Regions from separate parts of the Homo sapiens genome. Here region 2 is linked to region 1. Evidence: chromatin loops called from intact Hi-C (ENCODE). Cell type or tissue: endothelial cell of umbilical vein. All regions are shown on one strand. Each heading gives the region's core, and the rest is flanking DNA. Links, peaks and the distances in the headings are about the cores only.

What was found. Hi-C counts contacts between places; a loop is a spot of excess contacts. Peaks named below come from ENCODE experiments on the same cell type or tissue, not always from the same donor. Only the 100,000 strongest peaks of a DNase experiment are listed, where the experiment ranks them.
Region 2: a loop joins it to region 1, with 5 times the contacts of the local background. A loop is called at or near these places in 5 of 110 quality-filtered maps.

The regions. Positions count from the first base shown.
Region 1 is chr15:32,661,085-32,664,012 of GRCh38, reverse strand. All of the region lies in intron 10 of ARHGAP11A-SCG5 (ARHGAP11A-SCG5 readthrough), which reads right to left. All of the region lies in intron 2 of SCG5 (secretogranin V), which reads right to left. LOC124903458 (a long non-coding RNA gene) reads right to left here and starts at 422. Exons shown (of 2, transcript XR_007064573.1): 1 at 1-422. In endothelial cell of umbilical vein, for the core only: a CTCF peak has its summit at 1,214 (motif pointing left); a DNase peak (open chromatin) is centred at 1,212.
Region 2 is chr15:33,085,475-33,088,402 of GRCh38, reverse strand. All of the region lies in intron 5 of FMN1 (formin 1), which reads left to right. Among named protein-coding and RNA genes, the nearest start is that of FMN1, 110 kb to the left of the region's middle. In endothelial cell of umbilical vein, for the core only: a CTCF peak has its summit at 1,717 (motif pointing left); a DNase peak (open chromatin) is centred at 1,692.

The sequences.
Region 1 (2,928 bases), core at 112-2,611:
TCTTACTATACCACATGGGAGATATTTTCCAGCTAAACCGTAAACAAGGCTAATATCATTGGTTTGATGGCCTTCAAATATGCACTGTTGTCATGCCGAGTCAAAGATGATAGTCTGACATAAACCAGCGTTGCAGTGTAGATGTGGCGAATGACAAGGGAGTGGCTCCTTTCCCACAAGAGGCACTGGACTTGAAGCTGCAGCTGGTACAGCCCATCTGCAGGGAAATGCCATTTTCTTCTCATGCCTCTGTTCAAAACTTGAGTCCCACTGCTTACAGCTAGACAATCATTAGAATCACTGGTGGCACTGAAAAAAATCCCAAGCAGCTCAGACTCCCTGGAACTACCATATTTGAATTCCTGGAGAGATTAGGGGCCAGGAATCTTTCATTTTAAGCTTCCCAGGTAATTCTGATGATCCACCAGGTAGGAAAAGTATTGTTCTACGTAGTTTTCTCTGTCCTAGCCAGCCTGGAAATGCTGTTTCTTTTAAAACAGTAAGTCTATCTGGATACCCTGATGCCTCCTGCCACAAAGTCAAGCTGGTATAGCATTGGCTAGGACAAGCAGTGACAGCCACAAAAGACCACCTATTCTGATTCCATTTATATGAAATGTCCAGAAGAGGCAAATTCACAGACATAGAAAGTAGAGTAGTGGTTTCCAGGGTCTGGGGAAAGGAGACTGAGGGAAGGAGTAAGGAGGCAGAGATGGGGGGAATGGCTAAGGGGAATGGAGTTTCTTTTGGGGCAATAAAAAATCTAAAATTGATACTACTATGTGAATATACCAAAAACCATTACATTGTATACTTTAAATTGTTGAATTGTATAGTATGTGAATTATATCTCAATAAAGCTGCCATTCATATATTATATATGTTATATATGTATATATGTATACATATGTGTATATATAACATATTATATATTATATATATATATATATATATATATATATATATATATATATATATATTCTTTTTTTTTAACAGCCCTAATCTTCTCTTCCCCGCTCTACACACAAACACACGTGCACCAACTCATGATCATTGACAGGTTAATTACAGAGGCCCAACTAATGTCCCACATGTATGAATGGCACTCCAATCACCTCGCTTGTGACCACCTTATTAATACTCTCCCCAGCTCTCCGCTCTCCTGCACCAGAGACATCAAATCGTCCCGGGCAGATGGCACCACCTGGTGGCCATTACAGGAAATCCTGACCGCACACCTCTGCACTACCTCCTCTCTCGCCATTCTTCCCTCTTCTTCCAACTTCAGGGCTCAGTTAATTCTATAGTTGAGGTGATCTCCAATTTATACAAAAGCACTCCCCTTCATCTCTCCTCCAACTTGCCTCAAGTCTTCCTCTACTGCTGCTAAATAGCTTAAAGAACTGTAGTTTTAAGTCTACATGTGAAAATGGAAAGAAACAAATCTTAAAGTGGATAGACAAAAATTAGATCTAATAAAGAAGCAATGCATCGTATTAACAAATATTTCAGAGACTAAGAAAAGCAAAAAGCTATATAATAGGAAGAGATGTTCTGTTTCATTGGTCATCAAATAAACACAAATAAAACAATGAAATGCCATTTTTGCCTATCAAATTAAAATACTTTAAAAAGTTAATACTTATAGTTAACAAGTGAGACAAGACACCCACAAACAAGTGAGAGAGAAAGCACAGCCATATAAGTCCAACACTTACAGAAAGCAACCTGACAGTATGTAGGAAATGCAGCCTAAACAATAGGTACAGAGCTTGACCCAATTATTCTTCTTTTCATAGAAATATATACCCCAGAGAATTTATCAAGACTGTACACAAACGTTTATGCACAAATATGTTCATTGAAGCTGTGTTTATGATGGGATAAACTGGAAAAACTCTAAATGGCCATTTGCAAAAATGCTTGAGTAAATTGAGGCATAAACATATAATAGGATATAATGCAGCTACTAAAAATAATTACACTGATTTTAATATAGGGATAGGTTCTTGATATAATATTAAGTATAAAAAGAGATAAAAGATTTACTGTATGATTTTAAAAACTACCTATGTGTGCACAGAAAACAGACTGGAAGAAAACATAGCCAAATGCTGAAAGTGGGTATCTCTAGGTGGTACGATTCTAAACAATCTTTATTTTATTTTCGAAATGATCCACGACAGCTTTTATTATCTTCATAAGAAAAAATACTGAAACATAAGTTATCCATATAGCATCCTTAAAGTTACCCCCAAATTTCCCTCCGAGTGTGTGATGGCAGAAAAAACAAAGCCTCTAGAGCCATGGGTCTCCACAGCGGGTCTGATTTTGACCCTCAGAGGACATTTGACAATGTCTGGAGATGTTTTCTTTCTTCTCTTTTTTTTTGTTGAGACAGAGTTTCGCTCGTTGCCCAGGCTGGAGTGTAATGGTGCAATCTCGGCTCACCGCAACCTCTGCCTCCCGGGTTCAAGTGATTCTCCTGCCTCAGCCTCCCTAGTAGCTGGGATTACAGGCATGCACCACCACAACCGGCTTATTTTGTATTTTTAGTAGAGACAGGGTTTCTCCCTGTTGGTCAGGCTGGTCTCTGAACTCCCAACCTCAGGTGATCCGCCCGCCTCGGCCTCCCAAAGTGCTGGGATTACAGGCATGAGCCACCGCACCTGGCCTGGAGACATTTTCTGTTGTCACAAATGGGGGAAATGCCACTGGCATCTAGTGGGTAGAGGCCAGGGATGCAGCCTCCACCACAGAGAATTATCTGACCCACATCTAAATGGTACCGAGGGTGTAAACCCTGCTCTGACTTGAATCCAGGTTCTATGCCCCTTCTGTTCCATCTTGGCATGTTGCTCACCTGCTCTAAACCTCAACTTTCCCTTGTAAAATAGAATCATCTGCATATGATTTCTGAGGGCAAAA
Region 2 (2,928 bases), core at 257-2,756, 420 kb before region 1:
ACCCTGCCTTCCTTCCATATTCATGAACCTTTCTCTCCAGCTGCTCAAATAACAGGTGACTAGGTTGGCAGAAAATCTGCAGAATATAGGATAATGCATTTAAAAAACATAACCACCTCCCTTCTCTTTTTTAAAGTTTTTGTTCACTTTTAATAACCTCTGCAGTTTTTTTTAAATTTTTTAAATTTTTTTAATTTCAATAGGTTTTTGGCGAACAGGTGGTGTTTGGTTACATGAATAAGTTCTTTAGTGGGGATTACTGAGATTTTGGTGCACCCATCATGTAAGCAGTGTACACTGTACCCAGTGTGTAGTCTTTATCCTTCGCTTCCCCCAACCCTTTCCCTCAAGTCCCCAAAGTCCATTGTATCATTCTGATGCCTTTGCGTCCTCATAGCTTAGCTCCCACTTATGAGTGAGAACATAGAATGTTTGGTTTTCCATTCCTGAGTTACTTTACTTAGAATAATAGTCTCCGATTTTACCCAGTTTGCTGCAAATGGCGTTATTTCATTCCTTTCTATGGCTTAGTATTCCATGGTATATGTATATATGTGTGTGTATGTATATGTATATATGTATATATATGTGTATATGTATATATGTAAATATATACCACATTTTATTTATCCACTCATTGTGATTGATGGGGATTTGGGCTGGTTCTATAGTTTTGCAATTGCAAATTGTGCTAATAAACATGCATGTGCAAGTATCTTTTTCGTATAATGACTTCTTTTCCTCTGGGTAGATACCCAGTAGTTGGATTGCTGCATCAAATGATGGATCTACTTTTAGTTCAGAAAAACATAGCCTTCCCTGTTTTCTTTTTGTTGTTGTTGTTGTTCTGTTTTTTTGAGATGGAGTCTTGCTCTGTTGCTCAGGCTGGAGTGCAGTGGCACGATCTTGGCTCATTGCAACCTCTGCCTCCCGGGTTCAAGCGGTCCTCCCACCTCAGCCTCCTGAGAAGCTGGGCTTACAGGCGTGAGCTACCACACCCAGCTAATTTTTGTATTTTTAGTAGAGATGGGGTTTCACCATGTTGGCCAGGCTGTTCTCGAACTCTTGACCTCAAAAATGTTCCCTGCCTCAGCCTCCCAAAGTGCTGGATTACAGGCGTGAGCCACCACATCCAGCTACCTTCTCCTTTCTTATTCATTCTTGTTTTCATTGACACAGAAGTATTGACTCCTCCTTAGAAAGCACTGGGCTGGGGTTCACCTACTTCCACATTTAGATGGCCTGGTAGGATTGACCAGATTATTGTGATTCTCTGCAATCCCTCTTTACCCATCCAGTTTCCTGTCACAGATGAGGTGAGCACCACAAATCTAAGGAGCACTTTTTCTTTTTTTAGCCATTAACTTTAATGCCTGTTGACAACCTTGTGTTCTCCGGCTCATTACTTTCAGACCTGGAACCATGTTTTTGACGAGTGTGGGTTAAGTCTGTGATGTTCACATGGGTGGCAATCAAAGAGCAGGAGAACCCTGTATTTTTCATAACCATAAAACCATGGTCACTGTATGTCATTTTAGAACAGCATTCAACATTCCAGATATTACAAAAGGAGGTTTAGAAATGAAGCTGAAAGATGAGAAAGCTGCAGTCCTGCAGGAGATGACATGAGAATTAGTAAAGTTTTTGGTTTTGTTCCCATATATAAAGTTGTGCGTCTTTAGAGATGCTTAAAGTAGGAAGTGTAACAGTGACATCTGTTGGTCAATTACTTTAAGTTGCATTTGCCGCAAACAGCAGGCCTACAGTGTAAAAGTGCTGAAGTAGATTTTGAAAAGCTACTTTCTTTTTCTTCTGTGTTTTTAAAAAATACTGTGTTTATGTGTTTTTTAAAATTGGCTAAACTGTGTATTTCTGGTTTTCCTTTTCCTCTGTAAATTAAATGATTACTTAATTTTTTACAATTATAAAAATCCTACACAATCCTTATAGAAAATTTGAAATACATAGTTACAGTGAAAAAAAAACCTCATAATCTTAGCAGCTGAGACGACTGTACAATTTGATAAATTTTTTTTTGTATTTTTTCACTAAGTATGGTTTGTTTTTCAATGAGAGATTTTTTTTAAACATAAAAGCATGCCAGATTTTATAACCTCGTCTTGTTTTTGCTTTTTTTTTTTTTTTTTAATTTGAGATGGAGTCTTGCTCTGTCGCTCAGGCTGGAGCGCAGTGGCATAATCTTGGCTCACTGCAACCTCCGCCTCCTGGGTTTAAGCGATTCTCCTGCCTCAGCCTCCTGAGTAGCTGGGACTACAGGCGCATGCCACCACGCCCAGCTAATTTTTTGTATTTTCAGTAGAAACGGGGTTTCACTGTGTTAGCCAGGATGGTCTGGATCTCCTGGCCTCATGATCCGCCTGCCTCAGCCTCTCAAAGTGCTGGGATTACAGGCGTGAGCCACCGCACCTGGTCTCCTCCTCTCTCTTTCAAACAATTACTCTTAAACTGCTTATCCAGGCTGTTGCAAGCTCGTTACAGATGTGTTTTAAGTGATGAATATTCCATGAAATGATATGCCAAAATTTATTTAATTATTTCTCTGTTATTGGATATTGAAGTTGTTTCCAGTTTTGGAATAGGACCACTATTTAGAAATAAAATAGCGTGACTACAAATACAATTTTTCCTATACCCTTTCCCCCCATTATTTAGGACTATTTCCTTATGATAAAATTCTAGGAGGTGGATTCTTTTCTATAAGTATTTTTAGGTTTTTTGATATTTATCACTAGATGAAAAATGTCTATTTCCTGAACTAGCCTTTTATGGGCTTTATATATTTATATATTACATATATGATATATAAATTATGCATATGTATATATGTATAATTTTAATATATGTATAAATACATGTGATATATATATTTGTATATATAAATACTGTGTAATTAAACAGTATATATTA